3 separate regions of the Homo sapiens genome follow, and regions 1 and 2 are each linked to region 3. The links are chromatin loops, found by intact Hi-C in ENCODE. Cell type or tissue: Caco-2. All regions are shown on one strand. Region 1 overlaps LOC101929710 (a long non-coding RNA gene). Region 2 overlaps LOC101929710 (a long non-coding RNA gene). Region 3 overlaps LOC101929710 (a long non-coding RNA gene).

Region 1 (8,000 bases), 200 kb before region 3:
CATTTGACATTTATAGATTTTTAAAGATAAAGGTTCTTTCATTCAGAATTCTGAAATAATTGATATTCCACCTAATTTTACATTAGTAGTAGGATTACTTTTTAAGTTTTAAAAAATTAATTTATAAAGACAAATGCCCAAGATATTTTTTACAACATTATTTATAATGATCAAAAAGCGTGAAAATAATTCGGTTATTCATTTGGAAATATGTTCAGTTCTATACCATGAAAATGAAAGAATGAGGCAATTCTATATATGTTCACTAAGATGCCCCAAGATGTATTAAGTTAAAAATAAACAAATTTTGTAAATAAAAGCAGCCAGACACAAGAAAATACATATGGTATGGTTCTATTTACTTAAACTCTAATAACAGGCAAAGTTATAGTGCTTAATGATGTGTGCTTAGGCAATAAAATTAATAAGAACAACAACAAGTTGATGACTCTAAAAGTCAGGATACTGGAAACCTCTGAGAGAGAGGGTGAGAGGGGGTAGTGATTAGAAGTCCTGAAGAGGGCTGGCAGTACTCTGCTTTTTAACCTGAGTGGTTGTTGCAAGAGGGCTCACTTTGTTGTTTTGTACACTTACCTATGCATATATTAGATTTCACAATAAAAAGTATTTGAAAGCACATTTCATAACTCTGTTAGGCATAGTCTATATATATTTGTAGAAAAATTCACAAAAGATCCACACACACACAAAGACACAACTATGGGCATTTTTTTATTACTTTTGGGTTATGGGAATGTGGGGTAGGGAAAAATTTCACTTTGCATTTTACAATTTGCATTTTGTCCATAATCGTGTTACTTTAAAATACGCCATCAAATATTGTATGTGAATACAGATTACTCCATTTTTATGTGCTTCTGTATTATTTGAATTTTCTTCATAATCACATGTTACTTTAAAAATATTCTTTCAAAATTTGCATATGTATTCATATGTGTGTACATATTTATATATGCTTGGAGGTTTTAGAATAATACTTCAACAGTGGTCACCTCTAAGGGGTGCACCTGGGGATAATGCATTAAGAGAAGGGGGAACATTTTCTTTTCAGACTTCTAATTTGCTTGAATATTTTCTTTTACAATAAACATGCTGATTTTTAATTTACAGCATACACCAAAAGTGGTATATAACATATTTCAGCAGATTTTGTCTTGCAGACAGAATAGATTTGGAGGGGTAAAAATGGGCTCATTTAAAAATGTAGATCCTAGGGGAAGGCTTTATAGGAAAAAATACCCTAGAATGCAAACCTATACTCCTGCCCCAACATACATGCCAGAGTCTCTGATAATGGGCTAACCTGATGAAATCTTTGAAATTAAACCATCAAGGCAGGAATCCTCAACACTAAGTACAGCTCCTGGTCTGTGGAAAGTATTCAAGAATTATTTGTTGAATTTATTGGAAAACAGAGTAGTGTTTAAAAATTTGACCTACTTTTCACTGCTTGTTGAGGCTGGAGGTGTTTTTCTTAGTGTGAGGTTTGAGAGGCATGCAACATGATTGATGAATGAAAGTAGCTAATTTTTGGAGAAAATAAAGTAAAATTCATTTACTTTAAATTTTACTTTCGCCTTTTAGGTCAGTTAGTATTTTCATCTGCTTTTTAAAAGCAGATGATACTTTTCAAGTTGTTGATTAACAGTGATACTCTATCCTAATTATCCTGTGAAGCTTACAGTAAGTGACCTAAAATTCAATGGGAATGACTCAGCCAGACAAGAAAAAGTCACTGGAAGACCAAATCTACTACAGGGAAATAGCACTGGTATTAATCAAAGGTCTAATACTGAAACTCTCTGAGAAATCCAAGTAGATTCTACACTTTGTTGCTGATAATTAGACATTCCCAACAAATAATAATCAATAATATATATTTTTTGGCAGCAGAGGCAGAGATACAGAAGTGAGCTTCTCACCAAAATAGAGTGTCTTTGGAACAATGTCCAGCACTGGTATGACACTGCACTACCCTAAACAGTAGTAACTAGATACAAGTACTGAGTACTTGAAATGTGGCTAGTTTGAATCAAGATGTCTTGTGTCAAATATAAATCAGACATTGAACACCTACTTTGAAAAAGAGATAGTATCAAAATATTAATGTTTTTATATTGATTACGTGTTGAATATTTTTATTCATAAAATATTAATGCTTTTATATTGATTATATGTTGAATGATATTTTGAATATACTGAGATAAAGAGCATTATTAAAGCCAAAAGTGGTTTCTAAAAAATTTATAGTTACCTATATGGCTGAAGGCCAGACATAGTGGCTCACATCCTGTAATCCCAGCACTTTGGGAGTTCAAGGAGGGAGGTTCCCTTGAGGCCAGGAGTTTGAGACCAACCTGGGCAACATTGCAAGACCCCATTTCTACACAAAATTTTTAAAATTAGCTGGGTGTAGTAGCCTGCACCTGTAGTCTTAGCTATTTAGGAGACGGAGGCAGGAGGATCACTTGAGCCCAGGAGTTCAAGGCTGCAGTGAGCTGTGTTTGTGCCACTGTACTCCAGCCTGGGCAACAGATTAAGACCTTGTCTCTAAAAGAAACAACAAGAAAAAAGAAATAAAATTACCTATGTGGCTTATGTTTGTGACTCCTTTATGTTTCTATTAATGCCAGTAAAGAAGATTTGAATAGAAGCAAACCAAGAGTCAGCATTTTAATTTCCCTTACTTTCCAGAAGGGGGAAAAGAATTCCAGCAAGTGGAAATGCTCTGCTCAAAGGCACAAACCTGGTTGGAAAGAAGTGAGGAGTTGAGCTTTCATCTTTTGAGTCTGTGTCTCACGTTCCCTAAGTTACATAGCTGGCCCCTGATGGAAAATTCAAGGCCAGAGAAACAGACTTCCTTAGGACATTTACACATTGGACACCATGTTTCTTTAACCTTTTAAGATACAGTCAGTGATAATTTTAAGAATGTTCTGGGGATTTGCAATAGGATTGAAAGTAGATAGGAGTTAGGGGACTTTAATGTTCTATTTAATACCTCAGTGTTATTTTTAAACCTTGGGCACGTATTACTATTAAAGAAAAACTGGCCTAGGGGTTGGGAAAGCAGATTTAAAAGAAACTGTGGCTTGAAATTCAAATCTGGAGATATTTGAAGTGGCTTTTTCTGCCGTTATTTTCTTTGACATCTCTAAACACCCTCAGCTAATTCTTACTGCTCTCTTTGGGTTTTTTACTTTTTACATTACTAAAGCAAAATCAACTGGTACAAACTAATTTTTGAATCTGCAGCTGTAGCTCAAAAAACCTGTTTTTCCTACTTTTGCAAGCAGCAGACTCCTAAGAATGACTGGTGATTTTGTTTTAAAAGAATTTAAGTCCTGCTTTCTAAAGGGCACTTGCCAACAGAGTAGATGTTTCTATGTGAAGCTATTTGCTACCATCATACTTGAGATTTTTTTGCTTATGGCTTTCAGTGCTGTTACTTCTAAAGGCAGATTCTTGAACACAGGTTCGTTAGCTTCAGAACATACGCAGTCTCCTCATGGTAGCAGCTGTGCTGAGTTCCTGAATGGAGAGATGATTTCCACAGTACATTTTATAGCCACACATCATTCCTGAGGACAATCTAAAACACAAATTATTTTTATTTTTACTCCTTTATCATATAAGAGAAAGAAATACTTAGCTAGTCTGAGTGATAATGTTTATAGCAGCATATTCTATTTTTGTGGCAGTTTCTTTCAAGCACTCTCGCCTAACCTAAGAGGGACAAATGTAGGTTGCCTGTACTTAACAGGACCCTTGGAGTACATATGGATATGGTATAAATTCCTCTTTTTAACTTTTTGTCAGTATTTTCATCTTCTCTTCTTACTTAATCACTTTCAAGGCTTTTCAGCTGCTGAAACAAAAAATAAGCCTGTCCTAGAGGCTGATATCGTCTTCTGGAGCCACCTTTCTGAGAAAAGTGCAAAGGTTCTGAAGGGATTTTTAAATTTGATTTCTTAAAGAGTTATTTTTCACAGTTAGATATCTGAGCTCACCTAGAAGCTGAGTAGCCTCAGTAATCTTGAGTTCCCAAATCTACTTTTATTCATTTCACATTCATGATTGTAAGCATCTATTATGTGCCAGGGTAGGGTTATATCCATTGTAAGTAACCTTGGCAGAGTAAAAAATGCTGCACAGAGGCCTGTGGACCACTCCTAAGGACCTTTGGAGTGGCAGAAAGGAGATGGAGAGGATGAAGCAGACAAGCCTGGACAGCTGAGTGTTCCCACCTCTAGAAATAGTGAAGTACTGCACAGTCATAGCCTGTCTGCCCTTGGGCTTCTGATTGCTGCCTGGGACTTTAAATCCCTGAGCTGAGCTTTCCTGACCTTCGGACCCTTGCTGCCCCCACAGCTCCAGAAGCTGGAGCATTTATCTATAACTCAACACCTGGGCCCCAGTCTCAGCTCTAATACAAACACCAGCTCTGTGACCTCACCTTAGCTTAGAGTAGCCTCTCTTGGTTTCATACTTTGATCTGTAAAACAAAGGAGTGTGACCCTTTCTTTTTTTTCTCTCTCTCTCTTTCAGCACTAACCTGTTAACCATGCTTGAGAGAAGAGGTAGAACCTCATCACAACTACCTTTTGGAAATAGTTTTCCTGTACTAGAATAGGGGGCGTCAGTCAACCTGATGATGTTGTACAGGGAAATTTCGGAGATATGCACGTGCCTAGGCGCTGCCTCCAACCAATTAAACAAAAATTTCTGGGGAGTGGGACCTGGGGATGAGTATTTTTGAAGAGCACACCAACTAGTACACAGCCAGTGTTGAGAACCACAGGTTGTGTAAAAGCATCAGGCCTTGAGAGGGACAGATGTAGATGTAATATCCAGAATTTACTACTTATTAGTTGTAAATCTGTGGACAAGTCACTTAGTCTCTCTGAGCCTTAGTTTCTCTATCTGTAAAATTGGGACCAAATTGTATCTTCCTCAAAGGTAGCCATGTGGCACACAGTAGATACTCAATGAATTGTAATTGAGATGGGTCTATTGCTGTGCTGTCCAATATGATAGCCATTAGCTATACGTGACTATTTAAAAGTTAGATAAAGGTAAAAATTTGGTTCCCCAATTGCACTAGCCACATTTAAAGTGCTCAGCAGCCATATGTGACTAGTGGCTACCATATTGGACAGCAGAGATATCAAATGTTTCCTTCATTGCAGAAAGTTCTAGAGACTAGAAAGTGCTGATCTACATTCTACAGGATCTACTTTACTAAGATCCAAGTTTATTAAGGGAAAATTTATCTTTAACTCTGTTCTAGAAAATCCACTACATTAGCTTTTGTCAGGTAAGTAGCAAGACTTACGGCTTGGGCAGAAAAGTAAAGGAAATCCAGGAATCATCCCTTGTGTGGAGACATTTTTGCTTGTTTCTATATACCTATAAATGAGTTTACCTAGAAGTAAACAAGCAAGTGGGAACATGTAATCGATTCTACAAATAATGATCTTTTCTCCCTTCCCTCCCACCAGTTCTGGGGCTACACTTACCATTTAATCCATTTGTTAAAGTGGAACATTAACTTCTTTCTGCCCTATTTGTTCCTACCACAGGCAGTATACAATGAAGCTGCCGGTATGTGTGTGTGTGTGCGTGAGTGTGTGTGATCAAGAGAAAGGGGTACAAGGTGAAAGAAGGAGCTGGCAATGATAAGGGAAGTCCCTAAATAAGTGTCTGTAACTGAGAAAATAAAAGTCATACATAGAACATGTTTGATGATTTTATTATCTGTAATATTTATTTCAGATATTTTGACAGCTCTTTTATTCAAAAAAACTCCTTAGTATTATTTTGATTTACCCATAGTGGAGACTCTGAAGTCAGATGGTCTGAGTGCAAACCATGCTCCAGTATTTGCTATAGCTAACTGATGTTGGATGGGTTTCTTTACCTTTCTAAGTCTCAGTCTTTCCATTTGCAAAATAGGGATAAATGTTGGTAACCACACCTCATAAGGTTATTGCAAAGATTAAGTGACAGAATACGCATAAACTCTTTAGAATAGAATCTGACACCCGATAAATGCTCAGTGAATTTTTAAAAAATTGTTTAGAAAGGACATTTTATCATCAGCAAACAGATGATATGACACTTTTAACTTCAGCAAGTAGAAGAAAATATACATTCCTCATAGGAATTTTGAAGCTATTTAAAAAACGTAATGCTCTTGTTTCTTTGTCATATCTTTTGGAACGAGTGGGCCTGTTTTTAAAAGAACATTTATAGTTCCTATGTTACATAAATGTTCCACTTGTGCTACTGTACTTGTTTAGTTAAGCACAGGCCTAGCAGCTGGGGAAGTGTCAAAGTCTAAAAAGCAAGGGATTGTTGATTTGAGGTACCCTGTGTTAAAAATTGCTAATATAACTAAGCCGCCTTAAAAACAAGGAAGGTAGTTGTTCTTGATGGAAAAGAGACAACCTCTTAAATTCACTTTATATTTGTTTTGTCTTCCTGCAATAATGTTTCTGTTGGCAAAGTTACTTTATTATTATTTTTTTAAATCTGAGAGCATGATATATCTTTTGGGTTTTTAATTATTTAGATGTTTCACACTCTTTTGTTTTGTTATGCACTGTGACAGTGTGACATGCCTAAAGGACCAAGGACCAGCTCCCCAGTGAGTAGAAAGTGCTGTCATTTATTTTTAGAAAGGAAGCCGTATTGGTTCATATAAGCTGCTTTCCCAGCTGAAATAACATAGCAGATTGGTGCTGTTTGAACACTGCTAATTGCTGAACATTCTTAAACTAGTAAATAGGCCTGATTACCTGGACTCCAAACAGTAAGTCAAACAGACCAGATCACTTTTGATAAGAACACTCTATTAACCTTATATATTCCCATTGGATTATCTTCCAGGGATATGAAATGTTAAGTTATAAATGTCTTCTTTTTTTTTAATTTAGAAAGACTTTAGGAAAAATTGTTTGGGATATTTGAAGGTAAGTTAAAGATCATTATGTCCAATGTATGATTTAGTAGATAATTATCAGGTACTATACCATTAGCTGAGAGGTCAACAGTAAAGATGAACCCATTCAGAACAGAAAGTCCTGATTTACAAGATCTTGTTGTACCCTGCCATGTCTGTTTGGGTAACTGCAAGCAAACAGTAATAACTCTAACAAGGAAACAGTGAGCTTTTAATAAATAAAATGTAACATGAGTTCTTTATTAGACCCTTAAATCTCAAAACTAGAAAGCTTTTTAGAATAAAATTCCACTTCTACTCACCCTTTGAAATATTCACTGGAAACACAACTCTAAGATTCCTTCCATTTTCCAGATTCTAGAGCATTCATGTTAAAAATAAGCTTGAAATATTTTATTTAATAATTTAAAAATTATTTTAATTAAATCTTGCTGATGTGAACCATGTCTGTTCCCTTAAGCCTAGAAATGGAGTCTGGAACACAGCAAAAATGACCAAAATATAGTATCATGTCCAGAGTCAGGAAATGTCAGTTTTAGAGAATTGCCAACTTGCTTTGTGAGCTCACTTAGTTTAAAGGAAGTTTCCTTATCAATAGGAGATATAGGGAGTTTAAACAATTTGATGAGGAAGTTTCCTTATCAATAAAGTATAGGGGCAAACTAGTATTCTGAAGTTTTTTCTTTTCTGGATCAAAAATTCAATAATAAGGTTTGTTTTTATAATATTAAAAATATCTTACTGTTTTCTTGGCTTACTATTGAAAAATAGTAGAAAGAAGAAAAAGGAAACATCTACAGTCCCACCAGTCACCTTTAAAATTATTATATTATCTTCTAGTCTTTTTGTTCTACACTTAAAAGAAATTAGAGTTGAGCTCATACAGCATATTATATATGCTTAACATTATAATGTCAAAAACTTTTTATAAACATTTAAAAATGATTATGTGAATATAAGCATTTATCTTCTTATTGGATATTTTACATAGTATCATTTAAAAAATTAATTAATT
Region 2 (8,000 bases), 56 kb after region 3:
ATAGTTCACTGCAGCCTTGTACTCCTGGGCTCAAGCAATTGTGGTGCCTCAGCTTTCTGAGTGGCTGGGACCACAAGTGCATGTCACCTTGCCCAGCTAACTTTCTTTTTTTTTTTTTTTTTTTTTCTGATGCAGTGAGTTAACTCTAGGAATTTATTTTACTGATAATTTTACATACTTTCAAAAGGACATTTATACCAGATTATTCACTACAGAACTATTTGCTACATTAGAGGGATTGAAAACCATATAAATGTTTATTAGGAAGGAAATGGATAAAGTATACTTAATTCACATATTGAATACTATACAGCTACAATACAGAATGAAATTTATTATGTACTAATATCAGAATGTATAATATGCTACTATTTATATGATAAGCATGTATTTGTTTTATGTGCTTAAAATTTATCTGGAAGAATTTTTTTTAAATTTATTATTATTATACTTTAAGTTTTAGGGTACATGTGCACAATGTGCAGGTTAGTTACATATGTATACATGTGCCATGCTGGTGTGCTGCACCCATTAACTCGTCATTTAGCATTAGGTATATCTCCCAATGCTATCCCTCCCCCCTCCCCCCACCCCACAACAGTCCCCAGAGTGTGATGTTCCCCTTCCTATGTCCATATGTTCTCATTGTTCAATTCCCACCTATGAGTGAGAATATGCGGTGTTTGGTTTTTTGTTCTTGTGATAGTTTACTGAGAATGATGATTTCCAATTTCATCCATGTCCCTACAAAGGACGTGAACTCATCAATTTTTTATGGCTGCATAGTATTCCATGGTGTATATGTGCCACATTTTCTTAATCCAGTCTATCATTGTTGGACATTTGGGTTGGTTCCAAGTCTTTGCTATTGTGAATAATGCCGCAATAAACATACATGTGCATGTGTCTTTATAGCAGCATGATTTATAGTCCTTTGGGTATATACCCAGTAATGGGATGGCTGGGTCAAATGGTATTTCTAGTTCTAGATCCCTGAGGAATCGCCACACTGACTTCCACAATGGTTGAACTAGTTTACAGTCCCACCAACAGTGTAAAAGTGTTCCTATTTCTCGACATCCTCTCCAGCACCTGTTGTTTGCTGACTTTTTAATGATTGCCATTCTAACTGGTGTGAGATGGTATGTCATTGTGGTTTTGATTTGTATTTCTCTGATGGCCAGTGATGGTGAGCATTTTTTCATGTGTTTTTTGGCTGCATAAATGTCTTCTTTTGAGAAGTGTCTGTTCATGTCCTTCGCCCACTTTTTGATGGGGTTGTTTGTTTTTTTCTTGTAAATTTGTTTGAGTTCATTGTAGATTCTGGATATTAGCCCTTTGTCAGATGAGTAGGTTGCGAAAATTTTCTCCCATTTTGTAGGTTGCCTGTTCACTCTGATGGTAGTTTCTTTTGCTGTGCAGAAGCTCTTTAGTTTAATTAGATCCCATTTGTCAATTTTGGCTTTGGTTGCCATTGCTTTTGGTGTTTTAGACATGAAGTCCTTGCCCATGCCTATGTCCTGAATGGTAATGCCTAGGTTTTCTTCTAGGGTTTTTATGGTTTTAGGTCTAACGTTTAAGTCTTTAATCCATCTTGAATTGATTTTTGTATAAGGTGTAAGGAAGGGATCCAGTTTCAGCCCAGCTAACTTTCACATATTTAAATTAATTATTTATTTATTTAGAGACAGGGTGTGGCTATGTTGCTTAGCCTAGTCTCAAACTTCTGGCCTCAAGTGATCTTCCCACCTCAGCCTCCCAAAGTGCCAACATTACCTGCATGAGCCACCATGTCCAGCTGAAATACTTCTTTTAAATGCTGATGATCACCCTCAGCAAATGGAAGCCAAAGAAGTGTGTTTGCTCTCTGCTGTCATGGAGCCTCCAGCTATCAGATCTTGTCCCTCCAATTAAGAGACTATGTACTGCAGAATTTGAGAGTTGTTCCTTGGTGACTGGTTTTATGTATTTCCTTTTTATCTGATCTACTTTATTTATAACTGAAACTCCTCCAGGTTTCTCTTTTGTGGATGGTGTCTCCATAGTTTCTAAATCTGAAGGTGATTTTCTTTTGTCTTTTATAACCCTGTCGACATTTCAGTGGAAATCTGAGAATAGGAGGTGTTAGGCATCTGTGCTATGATTCACATTTCCAGTTTTTAACATTGCCCTGTTGACTTGACCATAAAAGATGGTCAAAAATAGCTGGTGACTGAACAAAGAATGAACATCATTTTGAGCCTAAGGGATACTAACTGCTTTATGTGACTTTTGTATTATTCTTGCATATGCTGAAATCATTGAGGTTTCTTCATATTTCTTTTTTGGATACATCAAATGGCAATAATGATAGTGTGGCATGATAAAAACTGGGACTACTCTATAAATACGTTCAAAATTTATTCCTTAATTTGTAACATAAATCTTGGCTGCATTCCTTATATTTCTGTGTTAGGCAGAACACATATAAGGATAAATAAGGTATGGTTTCCACCCTTCTCAAAGTACTTCCCATTATAATAGTATGATGATTTATCAGCAGCAACTGTTTTTTTTTTTTTTTCTTTACAGGTCAAACATTGGGATTATTTTTTAAAAATAGAAGTACTCAGCATAACTAAATGCCTTTTTTCTCTCTGGCAATGGAAGTTTTATTTATTTAAGCAAATCAATAGAGAATTTTTTTTTTTTTTTACCAAGCTGTTACAAGAGACTGAAGAACGTTTTGCTCACTAATCCTAGGGTAATGGAAGAAGAATTTTCTTCCTCTGTGGTTCCTAGACTTTGTGGAGTCAGAAAAGTTAAGCTTGACTGAATTTACATTTTTAAAATTTTTTTTGGTTAAATACACATGATTTTTCCTTTTATTAGTAATGGCACCAATATGCAGTCACATATTTACTTTAAGTACTGCTATATCTCTATCCACATATAGTAAGAGAAAAAATATAGATGCAGTTTCTGGAGAAGAGGCTTTTTATTTCTGAACTTTCTAAATGCTGGTCAGTGAATGCCACCAATAAAAAATATTTTGCTCGCCAGAAATAGAGATATGCATCCCTCAGAGTCAGGCATGTGGGTTTTATCAAATGTAGTGGATTTTGTCTGTGGACATCTGCGGATTTTTTCTGCCCAGATTCATTTAACCCTACTTTGGGTAAAACTACCCCGACCTCTCCCTATTCCATCTTATCTTAATGGCAGTATCACATGAGGTACCCCTTCCCAAATGCATGAGCACTTGACTCAAGCCATACCTATGAGAGTGTTCTTTTCCTGAGAATTACCTACCTCATAAAACTATTGTATGGATTAAGTGTGTTAATAACATGCAAAGTATTTAGAAGCATTACTGCATAGGGTAAGCAGTACATGAGTGCACTCTTATTATTCTTAAGCAGAGTGACGTTAAGGTTAGAAAGTGGCTAGAGTTGGAATATTCTGACCACACTGCCCTAAGGCACTCCCTTAGTTCCTCTACCTTGATCCCCAGGGCAGTGTAGTTTCTGTTCTTCCCAAAGTCTGATCATAAAGCATTTTTTCCAGTTCTATGAGCTTCCTTGTATCTTTCCAATAAATTCACTCAATAAATAAAATGACTTTCTATTTATTGAGATCCAATAATTTTGATAAATAAAGAGAAGATTTCAGGAAAGCTCCAAACATTGCAATTAAGTAATATTCCACAAGACTTTAAATTATTTGTATTTTGCTTTGAATTATGATTTCTTATTCCTTCTAAATATAGTGTTGTATTGTTCTGGGAAATATGGTAAGCAAAATAATAAAACCATAGTAGAATTATCCGACACAGAAAAAGTTGGAAAATGAAAAATTATGGAAATAAATAGCTGTTTCACAGTAGCATTAATTCTTTAAGAAAACTCATCATCACCACCAAAATTATAGATACCGGACATTATTTGGAGATTCACAGATATTATTTCTGATCTTTATAGCAAGTCTGTAAATAATATTTACCCCATTTTATACACGGGAAAGCTGAATGGTTGAGGCTTGTTCATTAGTTATCAGCTAACTAGAATTCCAGCCCAGTTCTGCTCACTACAAAGCCTGCACTTTTTCTACTATAACACATTTTCATTTTCTTAAATTGTAAAATTCTTTTTGTTTCTAAACTTGGGATGTTAATTTTTAAGTGGTGTGAAAATTTTTAAGTGGCGTCTATTCATTATTTCATTAAATATTTATTGAGTGACTTTGTGGGTAATTAAGATATTCATGAGTGTGGGTAAATATAGCCTTAGGGGATATGTTTTAGAGTGAGGTGGCAAAATGGCATGCGGAGCAAAGAACTTTTGTAGATTATTTAGATTAAATCTAAAATATGTCTATCAAAAGCAATTATAACTATTCCTCTTTTTAGTAGAGGTAATCCACTCACAATTTATTTAAACAGACTACAAAAAATCTTCCTTCCTTTTTGTTCCCTTAACCCCAGTCCATCCTACTCAAATCACATACATTCATACTATGACATATTTAGAAAACTTTCTAAATTCTAGAGAATTTTAGTTCATTAAATTTTAGGTTTATGCTATGCAGCAAAAGTGTAAAAGTTTTTTCTTTGCTGAAGAAAAACTGGATAGAGTCCCGAATATATCAATACTGGCAGTAAGGTTTTAGACACACTTGTGCAGAGCCAGAGATAAATAACCACAATACTAGCCTCCAAGGAGCTAGAAAGTAATGGTTGTGTGGAAACTTTTAGAGCATCTATAGTCAAAGCTGGCAACCACTTTATCTTTAACTGTTCTAACACTCATAACAGGGATCTCATAGGAGTGTACAGAAAACTGTAAATTTTTATCTTTTTCCTTCCCTTAGTTTCACACTATATACTCTCCCTGTTAAGCAATAGAAGGGAAGAGGTTAACAATTTGCCCCACTGACAACAGAGTTTACTTAGTTTACACAGAAGAAATTTTCTGTGTGTTCAGGGCTATCAGTGTTTGCTCTCTGTGTAATGGAAAAAAAAAAAAAAAACAAATAGTGAGTAGACACTGGCAGGCTGAAATACCAAAGAAGCATAACTAGGCTTTGGTTCTACACATGCAGGAAGGTTCTGCATATTCAAATCCATTACTGATGATTAGTTTTAGTTTAAAGACTTGGTCTATGTGAGATTGTATTTGGAAAATCCATGCAGCTGGGGGGACTTACGGCAAATGTTATTGTTTCTTGTTCTGTCTTAATGTCTTTGAACTTCTTAGGGTGCTAGCTATGAGGCTGACTGGTCTTATATGGGAGAATGAACTCTGTGTGTTCACAGCGCAGGACCCGGCTGAATCTAAGTGTATCCCAGAAGCAGCACCAACTACCATTTGGATTGAGGAGGCAGGTGATTGTAAATCCTGAAGGTAGAGGTAGTTGAACTGAGAAGCCCAGGCACTCAGAGAACCTCTCAAAACCATAGCATCCCTGGTCAGAGGTTCCAAACTTGGCAGAGATTTAAAAAACACAGACTCCAGCATCCCAACCAAACCTTCCAAACTAGCATATCCAAGGGTGGATCCTGGAAACCTGTCTGTCTTCCTTTTTTTTTTTTTGAGACGGAGTCTTGCTCTGTCGCCCAGGCTGGAGTGCAGTGGCACGATCTCGGCTCACTGCAAGCTCCGCCTCCGGGGTTCAGGCCATTCTCCTGCCTCAGCCTCCCGAGTAGCTGGGACTACAGGCACCCGCCACCATGCCCGGCTAATTTCTTTTTGTATTTTCAGTAGAGACGGGGTTTCACTGTGTTACCCAGGATGGTCTCGATTTCCTGACCTTGTGATCTGCCCGCCTCAGCTCCCAGAGTGCTGGGATTACAGGCGTGAGCCAAAGCGGAAACCTGTTTTCTTAACAAGCAGCTCTGAGGATCAGCTAGAATTGTGAACGAGCATTCTAAGTCCTTTATGAAGAAGAAATAGCCCACCTTTCTCACTCCACTGGCACAGTTGCTAGCTTGCAGGGTACAAGAACTGGTACCAATGTGTTCTTGAAGAGTAAGAGAGTAATTGGAAGCAAGTTTCTCAGTACATCTACCTTTTTAAGTCTCCTTTCCTCCCCTCAAATTGCCAGCTTCACTCCCCAGTAATTTGAATTTGACATATTTCACCCACTTTCACATTTCCTGGCTTGGCTTCGATCTGGCCAACTATTAGGTAGCTAGATAAGTGACCATGTACCTTAAAGGTAAATATTGAAGTATAATAATTTTAGTAATTAATAGAGGTTCTAGAAAACGGGAATTAACCTATGGAAGGATCAAAACTTTTTAAATGAGTGTTAAAACTCCACTTCTTTTCATAGCAAGCATTAAACATTTGTATTTTTCTTCATGGTTTGGAAGTCTGATTACAAATATGGTTTATTTTACTGTATTCTACAATATATCAAGAAAGTCATTAAGTATATAGATCATTTATTTCTATGAATTTTATTTGGGGTTTGACTGGTTTTGGTTTGCCTGTGTGGTGCCATAAGCTCTGTCTCTTTCTTAAGGGCCAGCTGTCCCGTAGCACTGTCACTATGTCTGACTGGGCAACACACATTCCTTTATTTTTCTGTTTCTAATCTTTGCAGGCGGTGGTACTAAATAGCCAAACCACATAGAATGAGGTCTTAATTGGAGTGAGTTGGATTCTGGGCAGAAGTCTGGCAGTCTCCTGGGAGTGAGGGTTCCAACTTTGGGTTATGCATGTCATGATGTGTATTCTGGCTGCCTAGAAGGCTTTGTTTACTTGCTTGCCTTGCTTACTGGTGCATGGCTGTGTTTCACAGGACTCTAAGTGGTTGGAGCAGTTAGTTCTGAGTAACTCCAGAGTTCATGTGCGTAGCACCAAACTTGGAGTGAGCTTTTGTGCATGAGTGTCAGCAGATTGACGTGTAACATGTTCAAACTGGAGAGAAAAGAAGCACTGCCCAGCTGGAATGGGGAGCAAGTGCAAGTCAGAACACTGACTTTTTCTTTCCCTCTAAGGATATCAGCAATACTGGGTCCTGAGTTACAGCAGGAAGAGACTTGAATTCTCCTTCCTCTCATTTTATTTCTCTACCAGAAAATCACTTGGCAGCTATCACAGCAATACAAACCCTTGGCTGGTCGGTAGCTTAGAGAAACACAAGCCTTTTCTGTGTGCTGATAATCAGTGCAAAGAAAAGCATCTACAGTGTTATCTTATAGAAGCAAAGGATACCTAATTAATGCCCAGTCTCCAAAGAAAACTGCCACCCTTCTGGCTGCTTTCCCAGGGAAGATGTTGGTGCCACAGAGCAGCCATGTGCAGAGATGCACTGCTTGGGTACAAGAGGAAGAATATTCCTGGCTTATAGCCTCAGCCCTCAGTAGCCACTCGGTGGGGACAGGCAGAGCCACTGCTTACAGGTAATATATTCAGCCAAGTATACCTTTGAGGTCAGTGAGAAGGGCTTCATCTTGGCTTTCTGCTTTTTGCTATTAACACCATAAATACACCTACCGAAAATGCTGGTTGTCACCAAGCATTCTTGGCCTCCCCTTTAGTTATTTCTACAAATCTTATTGTTCTTTCTCTCTCTCTCCCCTTTGCTCTTTGTCCCTCTTGGACCCTTTTTGAAAGTGTGTTTCATTTAAACCACTTGATGCACACTGGCTGAGTGTAAAGAGAGGGAAATCTCTTTTAATGACCCAACAGGCTTTCAGTCTCTGCAGACAGCACAGTTTGGACTGAGCTAAATGAGATAGTATCCATGGTGAGAGGGGCGGAATGCGCTAGGCTTTTGTGCCAAAGGGAGATGAAACGTGTGCCATATATTTGGGTGTGTTTAAAGGCAGTAATTTCAAAGTTCTGCTCCTGAGTTTAGCATTACTAATCAGCTTGAAGGAAAGAATAAGAATATACAGGAATAAGTGGCAAGATGGGATAAAACTCCAAAAGACTTAAAACTAAAACCAGATAGAAATGGGTTAGAGTAAAAAGATGCTCGATAATTAATGTTTAATTTGTTGTAATGTCAGT
Region 3 (8,000 bases):
GGTTTTCTCTTCCTGTGTTAGTTTGCTGAGGGTAATGGCTTCCAAATCCATCCATGTCTCTGCAAAGGACATGATCTTATTCTTTTTTATGGCTGCATAGTATTCCATGGTGTATATGTACCACATTTTCTTTATCCATTCTATCATTAATGGACATTTAGGTTGATTCCATGCCTTTGCTATTGTGAATAGTGCTGCAGTAAACATATGCATGCATGTATCTTTATAACAGAATGATATATATTCTTTTGGATATATACCCAGTAATGTGATTGCTAGGTCAAATGGTATTTCTGCCTCTAGGTTTTTGAGGAATCACCACACTGTCTTCCACAATAGCTGAATTAATTTACACTTCCACCAACAGCATAACTGCATTCCTTTTTCTCCACAACCTCACCAACATCTGTTTTTTGACTTTTTAATAATCGCCATTCTGACTGGCATGAGATAGTATCTCATTGTGGTTTTGATTTGTATTTCTCTATCAGTGATGTTGAGCTTTTTCCATATTATTATTGGCCACGTGTATGTCTTCTTTTGAGAAGTTTCTGTTCATGTCCTTTGCCCACTTTTTAATGGAGTTGTTTGTTTTTTTCTTGTAAATTTGTTTAAGTTCCTTGTAGACTCTGGATATTAGACCTTCGTCAGATGAATACATTGTAAAAATTTTGTCTTATTCTGTAGGTTGTCTGTTCACTTTCATGATAGTTTATTTTGCTGTGCAGAAGCTCTTTAGTTGATTTGTATCCCATTTGTCAATTTTTGCTTTTGTTGCAATTGCTTTTGCTGTTTTCGTTATGAAATCTTTGCCCATGCCTATGTCCTGAATGATATTGCCTAGATTTTCTTCAAGGGTTTTTGTAGTTTTGGGTTTTACATTGAAGTCTTTAAGTCATCTTGAGTTAATTTTTGTATATGGCATAAGGAAGGGGTCCAGTTTCAATTTTCTGCATATGGCTAGCCAGCACTCTTAGCACCATTTATTAAATAGGGAGTCCTTTCTCCATTGCATGTTTTTGTCAAGTTTGTTAAACATCACATGGTTGTAGGTGTGTGGTCTTATTTCTGAGTTCTCTATTCTGATCAATTGGTCTATGTGTCTGTTCTTGTACCAGTGCCATGCTGTTTTGGTTACTGCACCCTTGTAGTATAGTTTGAAGTTGGGTAGCATGATTCCTCCAGATTTGTTCTTTTTGCTTAGGGTTGTCTTGGCTATTTGGGCTCTTTTTTGGTTCCATATGAATTTTAAATTTTTTTTTTTGTAGTTCTGTGAAGAATGCTAATGGTAGTTTAAAGGGAATTGAATTGAATATATAAATTACTTGAAGCAGTATGGCCATTTTCAACATATTGATTCCTCCTATTCATGAGCATGAAATGTTTCTTCATTTGATTGTGTCCTGTCTGATTTCTTTGTGCAGTGGTTTATAGTTATCCTTTAAAAGGTCCTTCACTTCCCATGTTAGCTGTATTCATAGATATTTTATTCTTTTTGTAGCAATTGTGAATGGGAATTCATTCATGATTTGGCTTTCTGCTTGTCTGTTGTTGGTGTATAGGAATGTTAGTGATTTTTGCACATTGATTTTATATTCTGAGATTTTGAAGTTGCTTATCAGCTTAAGAAGCTTTTGGGCTGAGACAATGGGGTTTTCTAGATATAGGATCATGTCATCTGCAAACAAAGATAATTTGACTTCCTCCCTTCCTGTTTGAATACCCTTCATTTCTTTCTTCTGTCTGATTGCCCTGGCCAGAACTTCCAATACTACATTGGGTAGGAGTGGTGAGACAGGGCATCCTTGTCTTGTGCCAGTTTTCAAGGGGAATGCTTCCAGTTTTTGCACATTCAGTATGATATTGGCTGTGGGTTTGTCGTATATGACTCTTATTATTTTGATGTGTGTTCCTTCAATACCTAGTTTATTGAGAGTTTTTAACATGAAGAGATGTTGAATTTTATCAAAAGCTTTTTCTGCATCTATTGAGATAATTATGTGGTTTTTGACTTCAGTTCTGTTTATATGATGAGTCACATTTATTGATTTGTGTTTATTTTGAACCAATCTTGCATCCTGAGGATGAAGCCTACTTGATCATGGTTGATAAGCTTTTTGATGTGCTGGTACGTTTGGTTTGCCAGTATTCGTTGACGATTTTTGCATTGATGTTCATCAAGGATATTCGCCTGAAGCTTTCTTTTTTTGTTGTATCTCTGCCACGTTTTGGTATTAGGATGGTGCTGGCTTTACAGAATGAGTTAGGGAGGAGTCCCTCCTTTTCAATTATTTGGAATAGTATCAGTAGAAATGGTACTAGCTCTTATTTGTACATCCGGTAGAATTCAGCTGTGAATCCTTCTGGTCCTGGGCTTCGTTTTGTTGGTAGGATATTTATTACTGCCTCAATTTCAGAACTCGTTATTGGTCAGTTCAGGGATTCAGTTTCTTCCTGTTTCAGTCTTGGGAGGCTGTATGTGTCCAGGAGTTTATTCATTTCTTCTAGATTTTCTAATTTGTGTGCATAGAGGTGCTTATAGTATTCTCTAATAGTTGTTTGTATTTCTGTGGGATCAGTGGTGATATCCCCCGTATCATTTTTGGTTGTGTTTATTTGATTCTTCTCTCTTTTCTTCTTTATTAGTCTAGCTAGAAGTCTATTCTATTAATTTTTTTAAAAAAAACAGCTCCTGATTTGTTGATTTTTGAAGGGTTTTTCATGTCTCTGTCTCCTTCAGTTCAGCTCTGATCTTGGTTATTTCTTATCTTCTATAGCTTCAGGGTTTGTTTTCTCTCGGTTCTCTAGTTCTTCTAGTTGTGATGTTAGGTTGTTAACTTGAGATCTTTCTAGCTTTTTGATGTGGGCATTTAGTGCTATAAATTTTCTTCTTAACACTGCTTTAGCTGTGTCGCAGGGATTCTGGTACATTGTCTCTTTGGTCTCATTAGTTTCAAAGAACTTCTTGTTTTCTATCTTAATTTCATTGTTTACCCAAGAGTCATTCAGTAGCAGGAACAACTCTCTCTTGCTCAATGGTTTGTAAGCTCCCTGAGAGAAGGACTGTGACTTGTTTATCTTTGTATTTCCCCTAGTGCCTTGCACAAAGTGGGCACTCAGAAATTTTTGTTGAAGTAAATAGTTCAATAGTCGAGGCTACCGAGCTTAAAAACAGCTACGTAAATGTTATGTTTTAGCTCTTCAACTCCCAGTGCAAGGATAGAGCTTTCTTGACTGACTGTGGTGATGGTAGAATGACTACCTGTGAGCAGTCCCATCTCTACTGAGCTGTGGGAATCTTAGCAGCTTAGTTAAGCTGAAAACAAATATTTGCCTAGGATTCTGGGAGGGGACTTCACATGCCTTTGTAGTTACCCAAGGGATGGCATCACCTTTGGTCAGCCCACTCAGTGAGCCACTCACCCACCTGGGACTGCCACATTCTCCCACAGAACCTGGATATGGGTCCTATTATTTCATTTCATCATTCATTACTTGCTGTCTATATAGGTCTAAGCCTTTTTATTACACAAAATGATGCTAACCTGAAGAGAGATTGAGACACTAAATACAAAACCATCTATAGAAAGATTAGTTTATAGGAAGATTATAGAAAGATTATCTATAAAAATATTTAGTAGTAAAATATACTGTTTTCTGCCCTTTTTGCAAATCTCATTCTCCTGAGTTAAAATCATTTTTAATTTTTTCCAATGGATCTTTCCATAAATTTGGTAATAAGTTATATTATTATTTCTTGATTAGTCCACTTTAAATATGAGTGATGATTTTCTTCTCTAAATGTTGTGGATTTAACCTATTGAAACACTACTCAACTTTTTTCCCATTCTTTCTCCCAATGTTTGATATTATGTTATTAATTTTAGTTTTTCTTTGTTTTTGGTTGTAACTTTTTCTATGTCTGTGATAATTGTCTATCCCATTTCTTGTTTCCTCAACTTTAGATATATCTGTTGAGTGAATACCATGTAAGATGGTAATAATAAAACCTGTGTCTTTCCCTCCCCCCTTTAATATCCATCAGCTATACCTTTTCTTTCACATTTTACATTTTATTCTGAAAATGTTATTAAATTTTCTATAATTGATTTTTAAAGCCAATGAAATTTGTTTTTTACCTTCAGAACTGTATAAGTATTGAGTACTGTGGAGTTGAAGAAGGTGCTAGATTATACTTTCTTTTCATGGTTTTAATGTTATAACACTGATAAATAGTGTGTTTATCATCAAAGTCAAATAAATTGTCTTTTATTACACTTTTTAAAAGGTGTATCACATTTTTATTGCTTCATATTTAGAACTTATGTTTTTGTACACTAAATTTTAATTTCCATTTCTTTTTCTGGTTGAGAGAAGAAACATAGCTTCTTCACTCTATCACTGAAATGTTTCAGATTTGTGCTCATTTTCTCAGTTAAAGACTCAGTATATTTTATCAACAATCTTCTCATAGCCTGCTGATTTTCTATTTTAATTTGGATGTTGCTTCTATGTCTGCTATGAACCATTACCCTGGGATTTCTTTTTATTTTCTTTTTGGATTTTTCCACTGTTTCCTATATCCCGCATCTTCATCTTTCTTGGTTTTCGCCTTTGCTTTGTTGAAGTATGTTTGCAAGTAATTTCATCAGAGAGGATTTGGTGAGGGGGAGGGCTAGGTGGATAATGGTCCTTTTTCTTTGTTCCTGAAAATTATTTTGCTTGTCCTCAGATTTGATTGCTATTTGGCTGGGGATATACTTCCTGGTTCAAAAACTTTCCCCTCAGAGCACTGATGATATTGCTCCAGTGCCCTCTTGTCTTTATTCCTCAATATATGTCTAAATATCAGTTCCTTTAAATTCATCCTGCTGAGCAAATATTCAGTGGCCTTTTCAGTTTGATAGCTTATGTCTTCCTTCAGCTTTGAGATATTTTCTTCCTTTTTGCAAAAAAGTAATTTACTTTCCTCTATTTTCTCTGTTTGCTTTCTGGGACCCCTATTGGTTGAGCATTGAACTTTGTGGATTGATACTTTATGATTCTTATCTTCTCTGTCATCTGTTTCATCTTTTTGTGTTTCCTTTCCATGTTCTGAGACACTTTTTATTTTACTGCTTTTTTATAAATTTTTGATTTTTGCATTGGAAAAAACTTTTAACAGCTAGTTTTTATTGTTCTCTATCACATTTTTATAGATTCATGTTTTTGTTTTTAACATTATTTAAAAACTCACAAGGAGTCAAATTCGAATTGTTTAGTTTAAGTTTTCTCCTATTCTTGCATGTTTACTATATTATCCTGGGTCAACTGCTCTTGTTTTTATCTTGATCTTTCTCTTTAATGCTATTGGTATTCCTCGTATGTCTGGTAGTCCTTGCTTATCAGTTCTTATTTTAGAATAAATGTTTAGATTGATTATTCCAAGTTGGGGGTATTATTTTTCTTGGCTGCTTGATAGGTAGTTTCTTTCTCCAGCTTGCTCTGCCCTGAATTGAAGATTCTTTGTATGCAGGAAGGGCTTAGTATGCAGAATTTGCACTGGGGGATTGAGGGGCAGCCAGGGTGGGGCTGGGGAACTAGGCCTGTCTCTAGTAGCCTGTACTTTTTTCAGGCAGCTCATTCAGTATCTTTAGGTGCCTGCGCTGGTTTTATCCTGCAAAGTGAATGCTGGGCTTCCTTTTATTCTGCATCAGAAGTCCTGGGGTATGTTCAGTGTGTGTGAGTGGGGAAGGGAGATCAGAAAGTGTAGGTTCTTTAATGAAGGACATTGAGTGACACCCTGTCTTCACTCTCCCTGACTCTGCCTGCCCACTCTGTGCCAAGAACCTTCCACAGAGTTCCCACTGGGGAATTAGGCGCCATCTTTGCTGTGGCCCCTTCTGCTGTCTCTGCTGCAGCCTCCCATACTCCATTTCACATGTCCGCAGGATTCTATCTGTGTTCTATTCCTTGGTATTTGTTGATTCATCTCTCTTCTTTTTGCTGTTAAGGCCTCATTCCCCTTTGAATTTCTTTATTGTCTTTTTGCGGCAACCTGTGTCCTCAGCTCACCATCTTTTAAAATTTATTTTTGGCAGTGTAATCCTTCATAGGTTTATTATTTTCATCCTTAATTTTTAATTTCAACCTTTTTTTAAATTCAGGATTTACATGTGCAGGTTTATTACTTAAGTATATTGCATGATGCTGAGGTTTGGGTACGGATGGATGATCCTGTCACCCAGGTACTGAGCATGGTATCTGCTAGTTTTTCAACCCTTGTCCCTTCCTTCCTCTCTCCTCTAGTAGTCCCCAGTGTCTATTGTTGCCATCTTCATGTCAATGAGTACCTAATATTGAGCTCCCACTTATAAATGACAGTATGGGGTATTTGGTTTTCTGTTCCTGTATTAATTCGCTTAGGATAATGGCCTCCAGCTGCAACCATGTTGTTTCAAAGGATATGATTTCATTCTTTTTATATGGCTGCACAGTAGTCCATGGAGCTTACCATCTTGAACTAGAACTCCTTTCCCATATTTGTGCTGTGGGATGCTGGCTTCCAGTTTGCTGAGTATTTTAGCATGTGCTAAAGGAAATTATTCTTGGAAAAGAGGAATGGGATTCTACAAGACTGTAAGAAATAGTACCTTCTGTATCTCAGCATAAGCAGAAAAACTACCATGGCCTGAGGCACTTTTGACTATATGTCCCAATATTAACAGACACTTGAGGTTACTTATATGCCAGGCATTGTTCTAAGTACTTTACATATATTAATTCATTCAGTCCTAACAATAACAGTAAAAGGAAAGTACTAATAATTGTCCCCATTTTACAGTTGAGTAAAAAGATAAGAGACTTGCCTGAAAGGTTAAATGACTCATAAGTAAAATAGCCAAGATTCAAATTTCATCTCCAGAGACTAAGCTTTTAGCCTCTCTGCTACATTGCTTCCCATAATTATGTCACTAGCAAATAAACTGTGAGGATATAATAAAGATGGAGTATCAAATAATAGCTGAGATGGAGTCTCGCTCTGTCACCAGGCTCACTGCAACCTCTGCCTCCCAGGTTCAAGCGACTCTTCTCCCTCAGTCTCCCGAGTAGCTGGGACTGCAGGCGCACGCCACCACACCCAGCTAATTTTTGTATTTTTAGTAGAGATGGGGTTTCACCATGTTGGCCAGGATGGTCTCAATCTCTTGACCTCAGGATGTGCCCACCTCGGCCTCCCAAAGTGCTGGGATTACAGGCGTGTGCCACTGGGCCCAGCCAGCTGATGGAATTTTTTTAAAAAATAAAGATATTTTAAGAAGAGTCAAAAAACAAATATAATTTCACGGTGACAAGAATGGCTGAATTACGAAATTCTGACTACATAATTAAAAATATTTTCAATGGAACAAAAAATGGGAAAGTGGGTAAAGAACCCAGCATATTTGTGCTCCAAGTTGTCTAATAAGGCTGGAGGGCCTTTACGTAAATTATAGATGAGAAAACATATAACTAAGGAGGATATAAGGGAATAGAATGAGAATTTCAGGAGAGTTAAAGTCAAGGATTAGCTGAGGCTCACAAAAACCACTAGAGACAGCAGCAGCAATTTTTATAGCTATTTTCAGAACAATAGATAGATGAAAATTATAGGTCCAATGCTTGAGAATGATGGTATCATGTTAAAAGAAAACATTGCACTTCTGCTTTTCCTCTGTCTATACCAAGAATAATGATTGTTAAGCTGACAACATGGAAAGATTAATGCATTAAGATGTCTTTACAGGCATGATAAGAGAAGATTAACAATAACTTTAATATTTTAGATGAATTCAAACTTCTAGGCCCAGACAAATCACATTTTAGGAATAAACGATCTCATTGGGATGAACATAGAACTGTCATATCCTTTTGAGAAATTTTATAGAATGGGAAAAATTCAAAAGAATGGAGAAAGGTACATATGACCCCAGTTTTCAAAAGGAAGGATGTGATAGGTTGCATTAAGTGCTTAAAATATT

Evidence for each region. Peaks named below come from ENCODE experiments on the same cell type or tissue, not always from the same donor. Only the 100,000 strongest peaks of a DNase experiment are listed, where the experiment ranks them.
Region 1: it touches region 3 in a loop (5-fold over the local background); 2 of 110 quality-filtered maps call a loop at or near these places.
Region 2: a loop joins it to region 3, with 6 times the contacts of the local background. A loop is called at or near these places in 5 of 110 quality-filtered maps.

The regions. Positions count from the first base shown.
Region 1 is chr5:95,982,742-95,990,741 of GRCh38, forward strand. All of the region lies in intron 1 of LOC101929710 (a long non-coding RNA gene), which reads left to right. LOC105379096 (a long non-coding RNA gene) reads right to left here. Exons shown (of 4, transcript XR_001742447.2): 3 at 5,357-5,446; 4 at 3,525-3,613. It also overlaps a transcript of CAST not described here. Among named protein-coding and RNA genes, the nearest start is that of ELL2, 25 kb to the left of the region's middle. RefSeq lists an enhancer at 4,324-4,618. In Caco-2, no CTCF peak of the experiment used is centred here; a DNase peak (open chromatin) is centred at 4,400.
Region 2 is chr5:96,240,631-96,248,630 of GRCh38, forward strand. All of the region lies in intron 1 of LOC101929710 (a long non-coding RNA gene), which reads left to right. It also overlaps a transcript of CAST not described here. Among named protein-coding and RNA genes, the nearest start is that of MIR583, 170 kb to the left of the region's middle. In Caco-2, no CTCF peak of the experiment used is centred here; no DNase peak of the experiment used is centred here.
Region 3 is chr5:96,184,609-96,192,608 of GRCh38, forward strand. The region is part of intron 1 of LOC101929710 (a long non-coding RNA gene); the gene reads left to right. It also overlaps a transcript of CAST not described here. Among named protein-coding and RNA genes, the nearest start is that of MIR583, 110 kb to the left of the region's middle. In Caco-2, no CTCF peak of the experiment used is centred here; a DNase peak (open chromatin) is centred at 3,353.